2 separate regions of the Homo sapiens genome follow, and region 2 is linked to region 1. The links are chromatin contacts, found by Hi-C or POLR2A ChIA-PET in ENCODE. All regions are on one chromosome and are shown on one strand. The core of a region is the stretch at or near the end of the contact, and the rest is flanking DNA. Distances in the headings are between cores, read along the strand shown. Region 1 overlaps TANC1 (tetratricopeptide repeat, ankyrin repeat and coiled-coil containing 1). Region 2 overlaps PLA2R1 (phospholipase A2 receptor 1).

Region 1 (6,014 bases), core at 274-2,773:
TGCCCATAATCCCAGCACTTTGGGAGGCCAAGGAGGGAAGATTGCTCAAGTCCAGGAGTTCAAGACCAGCCTGGGCAATATGGCTGAAGGCAACAGGGTGAGGCAGAGAAAACCCTTCTCTACTAAAAATACAAAAATTAGCCACGCGTAGTGACACATGCTTGTAGTCCCAGCTACTTGGGAGGCTGAGGTGGGAGGATCGATTAAGCCCAGGAGGAAGAGGTTGCAATGAGCCGAGATTCCCCAGCCTGGGTGACACAGCAAGACCCTGTCTCAAAAAAATTTTTTTAAAAAATGCCATAAGTTTAAAAAGAAAAAAATCTGCTTAAACTTCACAACCTTAAAAAAAAAAAATACTGGCTGGGTGTGGTGGCTTACACCTGTAATCCCAGCCCTTTGGGAGGCCAAGGCTGGGGGATAGCTTGAGGCTAGGAGTTTGAGAGCAGCCTGGCAACACAGCAGAACCCTATCTCTATAAAAATGCAAGATAAAAAAATTACCCGGCCATGGTGGCATGTGCCTGTAGTCCTAGCTACTCAGGAGACCCAGGTGGGAGGACTGCTTACACCCAGGAGCCCAGGAGTTCAAGGATGCAGTGAGCTGTGATTGTGCCATTGCACTCCAGCTGAGCGACAAAGCAAGAACCTGTCTCTTAGGAAAACGAGAAAAAAAAAAAAAAAAAAGGCTGGGTGCAGTGGCTCACGCCTGTAATCTCAGCACTTTGTGAGGCCGAGGCGTGCAGATCACCTGAGGTCAGGAGTTTGACACCAGCCTGGGCAACATGGTGAAATCCTGTCTCTCCTAAAAATACGAAAATTAGCTGCATGTGGTGGAATCTGCCCATAGTCCCAGCTACTTGGGAGGGTGAAGCAGGAGAATCACTTGCACCTGTGAGGGGGAGGTTGCAGTGAGCCGAGCAAGATGAGATCACACCACGGCACTCCAGCCTGGGCAGCAGAGTGAGACTCTGTCTCAAAAACAAAACAAAAACAAAAAACAAACCAACAAAAAAACCCAAAAAACTTACTGAGAATATTTTGCATGCCTACATTCAAATTTTAATGTACATATGAGTGCATACACATTCATTCAACTCTGAGTGCACATATCTGCTCTAATAGCAACTGTATAACTGAAAAAAGTGAATTATTTTGTAAAAATACTTTCAAGAAAAGAAATCCCTACTGAATTTTCACTGAAGAGCTGTAGTCCACAATCTCTTTCTGACTGACACAACAGGAGATTCTAGTTTGTACGTCTCACTTCAAGACATACAATTTCTGTATCAAATGTTAACACTAGACTCTACAAGGCGTACAATGGGCATATATTTTTCTGTGATTACCAAAGACCTTCAATATCCAAGTGTTACATCCAAAGTCCTGGTGAAACATCAAACAAACTTCAAACAGCCCAAGATAGAAGCCTCCATAATACTCGCTGTGTTCTCAGAGGACGCCTCCATCTGGCATCATGGTGCAGTTGTGACCAGGGCACAATGACCTCACTTGCATTCCATTGTGTGCACTCTAAGAGGAGGAGGCAGCACTGCCAACTGTGGTGCAGACTCATCTGCTGGTCCCTCAGCCCGTCTCAGCCCCACGTGCCCCTCCTATACGGGATTCTGGTGTACCAGGTATGTGTTTCTGGTACAGTGTAATCCTGAGTACAAGCTATCTACTTCATCTGGTGCTCGTCCAAATAAACAACAATCTGTTTAAATGGCAGAACAACGGCTGTGCCATCAAGAGACAGCATGTCTGCAGATGGCATTTAAGCCATCTGAGGGATGTTCAAGGGTAACCTGACACAAAGGCTTCTGCCTCAAGTGCTGACTTTATCACTTACCTGTGTAAGGAGCACCTGTGTTTCTCTGCTGTGTTGCACAGCTTTGAACAGTATGTAGCTATGTGCTCAGTTTCAACCGGAGTTTTGTTCTCATTGCTTGGAGAGCAAACCTGGACCACCTTGCAGCATTTATACTCTCCATCAGCTTCATGAATCACAGGCTCTCATTTCCATAGTGTGCACATGGCAGCTTCACAAATTACCCAGGCAGGGCACCACCAGGCATCCTGCCTTTTTGCTTTACCTGTGTTTCTCTTTTCTGCCAAGAACCATTGCTTTCTTAGACCTTTATACTCACATCACCAGTTCTAAGAGCTGGCTTCCTGTATAGGGTAATTCTACATACATAACATTTTAATCACTTCACACAAATCATGTGCAAACCAGGAAAAGATGAATAATCCAAGAAGCTGGCAGCAGGGCTAGAAGTGGAACCCACTGTGTTCCACTTTCATGTCCTATTCCCAGGGAACAAAGCCCCGAAGGAGGGCTGTGCTGCATGTCAAGACGACACATGCTTGCCAGAAAACACAGACCAGAGGGTGGAATCCCACTGGAGGGCATTTGACTGAGGATAAACAATCAAGGGGACAGATACTATGGGAATCCATTCATGGCGACCAAGTCACACGAGGGAAGCTGAAGATGGGCTCCAGGGAAGATGGTGACATGGAAATTGCAACCACCACGACCCTACACTTTACAGTCTACATCTTGTTTAAATTTCACTTGTCCTATGTCTTAGTTCAGGCTGCTACTTTTCACATACCACAGAAGGCTGGGTGCCATGGCACACACCTGTAATCCCAGCACTTTGGGAGGCTGAGGCAGAAGGATTGCTTTAGCCCAGGAGTTCAAGACCAGCCTGTGCAACATGGTGAAACCCCATCTTTTTCAAAAAATTTAAAGAAACAAAACCAAACATAGATTGGGTGGCTTAAACAACAATTTATTTCTCAGTTTGGAGGCTGGGAAGTCCCAGATCAAGGAACCAGCAGAACCAGTGTCTGAGGACAGTGCCTACTCACTGTACAGCAGTGCCTCCTTATCTGCAGAGGATATATACCAAGGCCTCCAGTGGAAACTGAGGATAGTACTGAACCCTGTATACACACTATGCTTTTTCCTATACATATATCCTTCGCTTGCACTAAATGGCTTTGTGTCACTCATTTCAGGGGACCTCTCTTGCAGAATTTTCTCCATAGTCTCAACGCTTTCTCTTGGCAACATGTTGCCAACAAATGGAACTCATTTTCTGTTCTTGTCTTCAACCCATAAATGGAATGCCTTTTTCATCTTAACTAAGAATTTATCACACACAGTGGCAGTAACTTATGCAGTTTGAGGTATGACAGCAAAACTACCATGAATTTCTTTTTCCTTTGTCATAATTTCATGGAAGATTCATTCTTACTATAGATCTTAGCAACCTCAGCATACAATGTTTTTTCTTTATTAAGTCAAGAACTTTTGCCTTTCCACTTAAAGGAAGCACTTTACAGCTTCTCCTTGGCATTTCCAAATTGCCAGCGTCACCACTCTTGTGCTTTGGGGCCACAGTTAAGTAAAATAAGGTTGACTTGAATACATGTGGTGTGATACTGTGACAGTCAGCCTGACAACTGAGAGGGCTACTGAGTGATTAACAGGAGGGTAGCGTGTGCAGCACATGGACACTGGGCCAAGGGAAGATTCCTGTCCTGGGCTGGAAAGAGCTGGATTTCAGCATGCTACTCAGAATGGCATGCAATTTATGACTTATCAATTATTTCAAGAATTTCTCATGTAATATTTTTGAACCACAGTTGACTGCAGGTAACTGAAACCACAGATAAGGAAGAACTACCGTATTCTCACATGGCTAACAGAAAGAGCTCTAGTACCTTCCTCTTCTTATATAAGGGCATTAATCCCATCATGGAGGTTCCACCCTCCTGATTTCAAAACTTAATCACCTCCCAAAGGCCCCATCTCTTCATAGCATCCTAATTAGAGGTTACAGTTTCAACATCAATTTTGGGGGGACATAAACATGCAGTCCATAACATCTTAGAAGCCCCATTATTACCCCATGTTTCAGAGGAAGAAACACCTATGGCCTGCTCAAGCCTACAGAGCCGGGACATGAATCCAGCTGCGTCCACCTGCCCATGACTGGGGCAGACAGACACACTCATGACTGGGGCAGACAGAGACAGCCTGCATCTGTCAGGACCCTTCACATCTCATTAGCTGAACTGCAGTCTCACCAGTTCTGGATTTAGGGTGGTGAACTTACTCTCCTAGCCTCTTCGAAAGGTCAGCTCATTAGCTGTACTCAGGACCTGTGACCAATAAAGAGGACTTTGTTGGTGGTGGAAGTAACAAGAAAATCACATCTCCTTTGAAGAGTGTTTCCTAAATTATACTTCTCAGAGCCCTTGTCCAGAAAAGGGGCTCCCTGCATGGCACAGTTAACTATCTCGATAGGCCCCACCCCAGGCAAGGCTTTCTGGTTTCAGTGCTCCAGACCCTAATAATGAAGTTTTTCCCAAAGGTACCAGTTTCCCTTTTGTAAGGCACTCTGGTTCCCACTGGGCTCTCCCTTCTAGAAATCACCACTCTGTGTTCATCTTAGTTTCCCACCTCCACTTGGCACAACCCTGGCTGCCCCTCTGCCTGGAGGCAGCCAGCCACCCCTGCCAACAGACGCAGACGCACGCGCAGTCCTGTCACAGCAAACCTGATGAGTCGAGCTGGAATATCAGGTTTTCTTTCCTGTTTATTTCTGCTTTACACTAGTGCTCATTAGCACTAGATATAATCACCTGCATGGGCTCCTGTGACTTCTGTTTCTCTGTAAATCAGAAATGATGAAAAAGATCTCCACCACCAAGGCCCCTGCCCTCATCTATTTTCTCTGAGGTGAAAACATTCATTTCTGAGCATGGTACTGGGTTTGTTCCAGCCGCCATCTGACACCACCACAGGGTGCAGCTGACACTGCTGTAAAGTGTGACTGGATAAAACCCAGTCATCATTAACTGCAGGCGGCGGGAAACGGGCAGCAAAAAATGCCAAAGCGTGAAAATGGGAGAGAGACAGGAGTGGAGGAAAGCAAGGCTGAGTGGCTACTGACAAACCCAGTTGAAGACACACTCCCTTTTGCTCAGCGCCTGGACAGAAAAGCCCTAAGAGGGAGGCTGGACCTAAAGCGTCACTTTTCTCTGGATATGGGGAAAGGTACATTCCCAGCTTTCTAAATGTAAAGGACTGTTACATTTAAAATTGCCTATGCGTCCATTAGTATTTTCAACCAATCACATGGAACTGATGGGCATGGAAATACTAAAATCCTATTGGTTTTAACAGTTACTTACCTATGCTCCATCACCAGGATAAAGAAAGTGATTGGATTCTGAAGATACAATTGGATCCTGTTTTCAGTGCTCCCAAGGGGGAATGACAAGATGTCAACAAAGACAAGACAGCAGTCCTTACAGAGAATGTCACAGAATGTCAGGGCAGAGACGCGAAATAAAGGGTTATGCAGAGCAAAAAGGAGACACAGTGCTACAGATGCTCGGAGCAAAAGGATATTACTTCTCACCTAGAGAAAAGGAGAGGCACAGAGAAAGGCTGGACCAAGCAAGAGATGCAAGCCATACCCACGGTCAACTCCTAAGGAGAAGGTTCTGACCTAGGCATAGGAATTTCCAGAGGATGAGCAATGGGGGAAGAGGAACAATAGGGCTGGGTGAAGGCACAACAATGATTTGGTCAAGAGAAGACAATTCAGTGGGGAAAGAACAGTCTTTTCAGTAAATGGTGCCAGGACAACTGGTATCCACGTGAAAGAGAATGAAGTTGGTCCCTACTTCACATCACACAAGAAAATGAACTCAAAATGGATCACAGGACTAAATGTAAGAGTCAAAACTGTTAGGGGAAAACAGGGATATGTATCTTTATGACCTTGGATTAGGCAACGGTTACTAGGACATGACATCAAAAAGACAGACTAATAATAAATTTAAAACCTTGTCAAAATTTAGAACTGCTGTACTTGAAACACTGTAAGCGGCTGGGCATGGTGGCTCACGCCTGTAATCCCAGCACTTTGGAAAGCTGAGGCAGGTGAATCACCTGATGTCTGGAGTTCGAGACCAGCCTGGCAAACATGG
Region 2 (5,924 bases), core at 895-3,394, 850 kb before region 1:
CTTTTGGTATCATACTTAAGAATTCACTGCCAAATCCAAGGTAATGAAGATTTGCCCCTGTGTGTTTGTCTAAGAGCTTCATGGTTTTAGCATTTATATTTAGGTTGTTGATACATTTTGAATTCACTCCAGTATGTGACAATTAGTTTTTCACAACTGTTAGAACAAGTTTATCCTGGCATGGTCTCTAGGGAACAGGCATAAAGGAATGCCTAGCTAATCTCCAAATCACATTTCTGGTACAGATAGTGAACAACCCAAAAGCATGAACACAACTGTCCTAGTTACTAACTCATGCCTCCTCTCATGTGTAAAAGAGGATTTTTTTATATACTTTAAGTTCTGGGGTACATGTGTAGAACATGCAATTTTGTTACATAGATATACACGTGCCATGGTGGTTTGCTGCACCCATCAACCCGTCACCTACATTAGGTATTGCTCCTAATGTTATCCCTCCCCTAGGCCCCCAGTCCCCAACAGGCCCTGGTGTGTGATGTTCCCCTCCCTATGTCCATGTGTTCTCATTGTTAGCTCCCACTTATGAGTGAGAACATGTGGTGTTTGGTTTTCTGTTCCTGTGTTAGTTTGCTGAGAATGATGGTTTCCAGCTTCATCCATGTCCCTGCAAAGGACATGAACTCATCCTTTTTTATGGCTGCATAGTATTCCATGGTGTTTATGTGCCACATTTTCTTTATCCAGTCTATCATTGATGGACATTTGGGTTGGTTCCAAGTCTTTGCTATTGTGAATAGTGCTGCAATAAACAAACATGTGCATGTGTCTTTATAGCAGCATGATTTATAATCCTTTGGGTATATACCCAGTAATGGGATTGCTGGGTCAAATGGTATTTCTAGTTCTAGATCCTTGGGGAATCACCACACTGTGTTCCACAATGGTTTAACTAATTTACACTCCCACCAACAGTGTAAAAGTGTTCATATTTCTCCACATACTCTCCAGCATCTGTTGTTTCCTGACTTTTTAATGATCGCCATTCTAACTGGCCTGATGTGGTATCTCATTGTGGGTTTGATTTGCATTTCTCTAATGACAAGTGATGATGAGTATTTTTTCATATTTCTGTTGACTGCATAATGTCTTCTTTTGAGAAGTGTCTGTTCATCTCCTTGGCCCACTTTTTGATGGGGTTGTTTGTTTTTTTCTTGTAAATTTGTTTAAGTTCTTTGTAGATTCTGGATATTAGACCTTTGTCAGATGGATAGATTGCAAAAATTTTCTCCCATTCTGTAGGTTGCCTGTTTATTCTGATGATAGTTTCTTTTGCTGTGCAGAAGCTCTTTAATTTAATTAGATCCCATTTGTCTATTTTGGCTTTTGTTGCCATTGCTTTTGGTGTTTTAGGCATGAAGTCTTTGCTCATGCCTATGTCCTGAATGGTATTGCCCAGGTTTTCTTCTAGGATTAAAAGAGGATATTTTAAGGAAATTAATGACAAGTCAAATCCTTAGCATTTGATAAATAATTCTTAGAAACCTGGAATAGTTGTTTCTGGTTCAGCCTTTTGCTATTATCCTTCCCCCAAACTTGATTTTTACCCACACAGTTCACCTCCATCCCATGTGTCCTCCTGTACACACGTAGAGAGTGTGTATCTATGGGAATGGTGGCAGTGATGGTGGAGCAGACCCAGGGCAAAAGAGCAAGTGAATGCTTCCCATGAAAGGAATAGAGAGGGGAATAAATATGTGCATGAGAATGGCGGGGAGGGGAGGCGCCTTCTGAAGCTAGCCCTGGGGCATGATTAAAACACCCTCATGTAGCTCAGAGTTATAAAAAAAAATTATTGATAACTAACAGCTAGATCAGTAGTTTTCAGCCCTGGTCAAATATTTAGAATCAGCAGGTGAGCTTTTTAAAAACATCAAAGTGCAGGAGACGTCCTGAAGATTCTGATTTAGCTGATCTGCATGGGATCCAGGCATCCGTATTTTTTTAAAGCTCCCTCAGTTATTCTAATGTGTGGCCAATATTTACCCAGCAATTCAACAGTCATAGTTCCACAACTCTTTCTTCAAGGCATTAGGAGCATTTGATTACAAAGGATATCATCACAGCAGGCTTCATAAGTAGGTGGCAATTCACCTGGCACAATGTCAGAGTCACCATGCATGTCTCCCCACCCACAGTGCCTTCTCCTGCGCATTAATGCCTAAAATTCCACCACTGGAGTTTCTCTCCTTTGTCTCAACACTTTCCTTTATTTTTAAAAGGGAAATATTTTTGAGATTGCCTCATCTGTCATCAACATCTTGAAACAAGTAAGTTTATCAGATTATTAGAAAAACTGTTAATAGGAGAGTTGATAGCTGAGAGCGGTGGGATGGTTTTTCCCTATTAACAAATAAAGCTACAGAAGGAAAACTGGGAGATAACAATGATGGACCTTCTTTACTTCACAATTCTGAAATGAGTTCCAATATATTATGTCCCATTAAACTTTGCTTATTGTTTGTGAATTTCCTAGGACTAATTTTTATTGGTTATTTCTAAGGAAAAAAATCCCACTTTGTTGGCAAATTAAGTGGGTTTTAAAACTGAGATACACAGAAATTAAGCATCTTTTCTAATGTCTCATAAATAGTTTTCTCTGTGTTTGATAATGTAACAGAGGTTTGACCAGGGGTTTACCCAGGAAGAATGAGTCATCTAAGATACTTGTCCCAGCAGATCTGTGGGAGGAAGAAATTCTAAGTGTGTGTGTGTGATTAACTCTTGTGCTTCTACTTACATATTTTTATTCAAGACCTGGATTGAGTGGTAATGGCTGCTTTGCACTGTCTAGTTTGGGATTAGTCAATATTTGATTTTGTGCATAACATAGTTTTTTCTTAAAAATACTCTCACCTCTTTTTGGAATTTATTCAAATTGGAGCACTTCATTCATTCATTCATTTACTATCTCGATGTCGGGAATTCAGTGGTGAGGAAAAACAGACACAGCCCCTTCTCTTTTGGTGCTTACACACTAGAGGGAGAACAAACATTAGTAAATCGATCAGGAAAATGGCTGTGTAATTTAAAACTGTGCTGTACGTGATGAAGGAAAGTTATGTGGTTCTAGAAAAGTGTATAGCCAGAGGACCTGACTGAAGTGGTCAGAAAGGCAGGGAACATTAAAAATAGGGGGAGCTGCATGTGCTAAGGTCCTGCAGCAAGGTGGGAGTATGACATTTAAGAAACTAAAGGAAACATAGAGAACTAGAGTGGCCAAAGGTGAGACAAAAGAAGTGGAAAGGGTGATACCGTGTTGGACTTCTGGCCTCTATCCTAAGAGCAGTGGGAAACCCTTGATGGGTTTAAAACTAAAGAAGGACGTGACCAGGACCAAATTTTAAAAAGTTACTCTAGATGTAGTGCCAAGGATATATGGAAGAAGGGCAAGGGTGAGAAAGGTAAGAGCAGTTAGGAAGCTATTGCTGTAGTGCAGGCAAGAGACTGGTAGGTTGGGCTAAGATAGTGGTGGCAGAGACCATGAGGCAGTGGGAATGGGGATGGGTGAGGGGGCTTTTTGGGAAATGAGATGTCCAAATGGTATGGCTGTTGGGGAGATGGAGTGGGAAGGTAAGGATGCCTCTGAGGTTTCAGGCTTATTGTATGTGTATAAGTGCATGCAGACCGTGCCATTCATTGTGAGTAGGAACACTGGGAAAGGACCAAGTTTGGAGGGAACTGAATTTCATTTCCAAATATTGAGCTAGAAATGATTTTGAGACAAAAAAGAATTTTATATTGAAAACCCATTTAGAATACAGTAGGACCCCATTAATTCACAGTAATAATCAGAGATGCATTAAACTTGATCACATTTTGCAAATTAGTAAGTAAACAATTTTAAATTAAGGATGCTGTACTTCATCTTGCTGCTTTGCCTTAATTATTAATGACACAATTTCGGAGTGTGTTAGTAAATATGTTATATTTTTAGAAACAATGAAGTCGTGGTAATTGCAGGCCACACTTCCGTAGTCAAGCTAGTAAATCCTGGCTGAGGCAAACATAGAGGAAGCAGAGGAGATGTTTTTCTGGAGAGATTTATTGAGCTAACTGAACCAATGAGGTTCATTGGTATTTATGAATGGTTCATTAGTGTAACTATCTGAACACAAGGTGAATTCACATTAAATGATAAGACTTCCCAATAATTAATATGTGCCACTCTTTAGAATTTGTAATTAGAGGAAAGAGGCAAAATGAAAGGAAATAGATAAAAGGATAGTTGTTATAAAATTAAACTCCTTGAAAGCCAATTCAGTTTATTTGTGAAGCAAACAAGACAAAAAGGACCAGAAGAATTGAAAATGTATTTTCTCTCTTAGTTGGCAACTCAACCTCAAGCTAGTTCAGTGTTTCTGGTTTTTATCCTAAGAGTAGTGGAAAATTCCTGAAGGGTTTAAACTAAAGGGTGACATGATCAGGACTGAGTTTTAAAAAGAATTACCTTACACTATTGACATTTGGGGTCAGATAATTCTTTCTTTTGAAAGACTGACCTGACCTGTGCTTTGCAAATGGTTAGCAGCATCTTTGTCTCTACCCATTAGTTGCCAATAGCAATCCCCTCCCCAACTGTAACAGTGAAAAATATCTGCAGGCATTATCAAAATATACCCTGAGGGGCAAAATTGTCCTGTTGGAGAACCACTGAGCTAAATTTAGAATGACTGACAATGTCATTTGACAACCATTTTAGGGTCTGTTGTCTTTTATTTTGCTTAATAAATGTTTACTAGGGGCCTTCTCTGGTGTGATGTTCAAAGAGGAGTAAGACTTAGTCTCTCTGCTTTTAAGGGGTGTATGATGGTGGGGAAGGGGTGGAGAACTGAAAAATTTGGAAATTAAAGAATGATGGGGAAAGATATTGTATTAGACCAGTCTTGCATTTCTATAAAGGAATACCTGAGACTGGGTAACTGATGAAGAAAATAGGTTTATTTTGACTTACAGTTCTGCAGGCTGTACAAGAAGCATGGTGCCGGCACCTGCTACTGGTGAGGGCCTCAGGGAGCTTACAATCATGGCAGAAGATAACAGGGAACCAGCATGTCACATGGCAAGAGCAAGCACAAGAGGGTGAGGTGAGAGGAGGTTCCAGACTTTTAAACAATCAGATCTCGCATGAACTGAGAACTCATTGATCACCTAGGGGATGGTCCTAAGCCTTCAAGAGGGATCTGCCCCATGATCCAATCACCTCCCACCAGGCCTCACCTTCAACACTGGGAATTACATTTCAACATGAGAGTTGGAGGGAACAGACATCCAAACTATATCAGATATCATTTCAAAATAAGGTAGGAAAGGATGCTTTTTCAAGTGTAGGTTTCCACGCTAACCTAGAATTATCCTGTAGTGGCGAGATCTTAGGATCTGATCTATCAATGACTAGGGTTATCTGTGTTCATTGATGAGAGAATTGATTATGAGAGAAGAATCCCCAGCAAGTTCCAGATGAAACATCCTTTGCATAAAGTTTCTCCTGACCTCTCTGGAATTTTGCCTGATCCATTATAACCTTTCTCTTCTATCTTTTCCTCTCACCAAACTCCATCTGTTCCTACCAACATTCTTAAATTTCATCGAACTTTCAGGGAAAAACAAACAAACTTATCTTCAACCCTGCCTGTCCTGCCAAGTATGTATCATTCCATTTCTCATCCCATAAGAAAGAAACCTCTGTGGCAGGGCGCAGTGGCTCACACCTGTAATCCCAACTCTTTGGGAGGCCAAGGCAGATGGATCACAAGGTCAAGAGATCAAGACCATCCTGGCCAACATGGTGAAACCCCATCTCTACTAAAAATACAAAAATTAGCCAGGCATGGTGGTGCGCACCTGTAGTCCCAGTTACTCAGGAGACTGAGGTAGGAGAATCACTTGAACCCAGGAGGCAGAGG

The links. A loop is a pair of places that touch in the nucleus more often than their neighbours do. ChIA-PET counts read pairs that join two places held with the same protein, here RNA polymerase II (POLR2A). Pooled maps may share reads with other maps.
Region 2: a map with no recorded cell type shows a loop between it and region 1 (2.0-fold over the local background). The contact joins two enhancer-like sites. A Hi-C loop is called at or near these places in 2 of 168 maps with a recorded cell type or tissue (both naive thymus-derived CD4-positive, alpha-beta T cell), 12 of 37 single-sample maps with no recorded cell type and 11 of 50 pooled maps. POLR2A ChIA-PET finds 5 or more read pairs at or near these places in 2 of 52 experiments (activated B cell and activated T-cell).

Annotation. Positions count from the first base shown.
Region 1 is chr2:159,107,225-159,113,238 of GRCh38, reverse strand. All of the region lies in intron 4 of TANC1 (tetratricopeptide repeat, ankyrin repeat and coiled-coil containing 1), which reads right to left. Among named protein-coding and RNA genes, the nearest start is that of MIR6888, 77 kb to the left of the region's middle. Within about 2 kb of position 1,523, at least 5 of the 41 ENCODE cell types and tissues checked have a DNase peak (open chromatin) inside an H3K27ac peak, as active enhancers do.
Region 2 is chr2:159,957,436-159,963,359 of GRCh38, reverse strand. All of the region lies in intron 20 of PLA2R1 (phospholipase A2 receptor 1), which reads left to right. Among named protein-coding and RNA genes, the nearest start is that of LY75-CD302, 56 kb to the right of the region's middle. Within about 2 kb of position 2,144, at least 2 of the 41 ENCODE cell types and tissues checked have a DNase peak (open chromatin) inside an H3K27ac peak, as active enhancers do.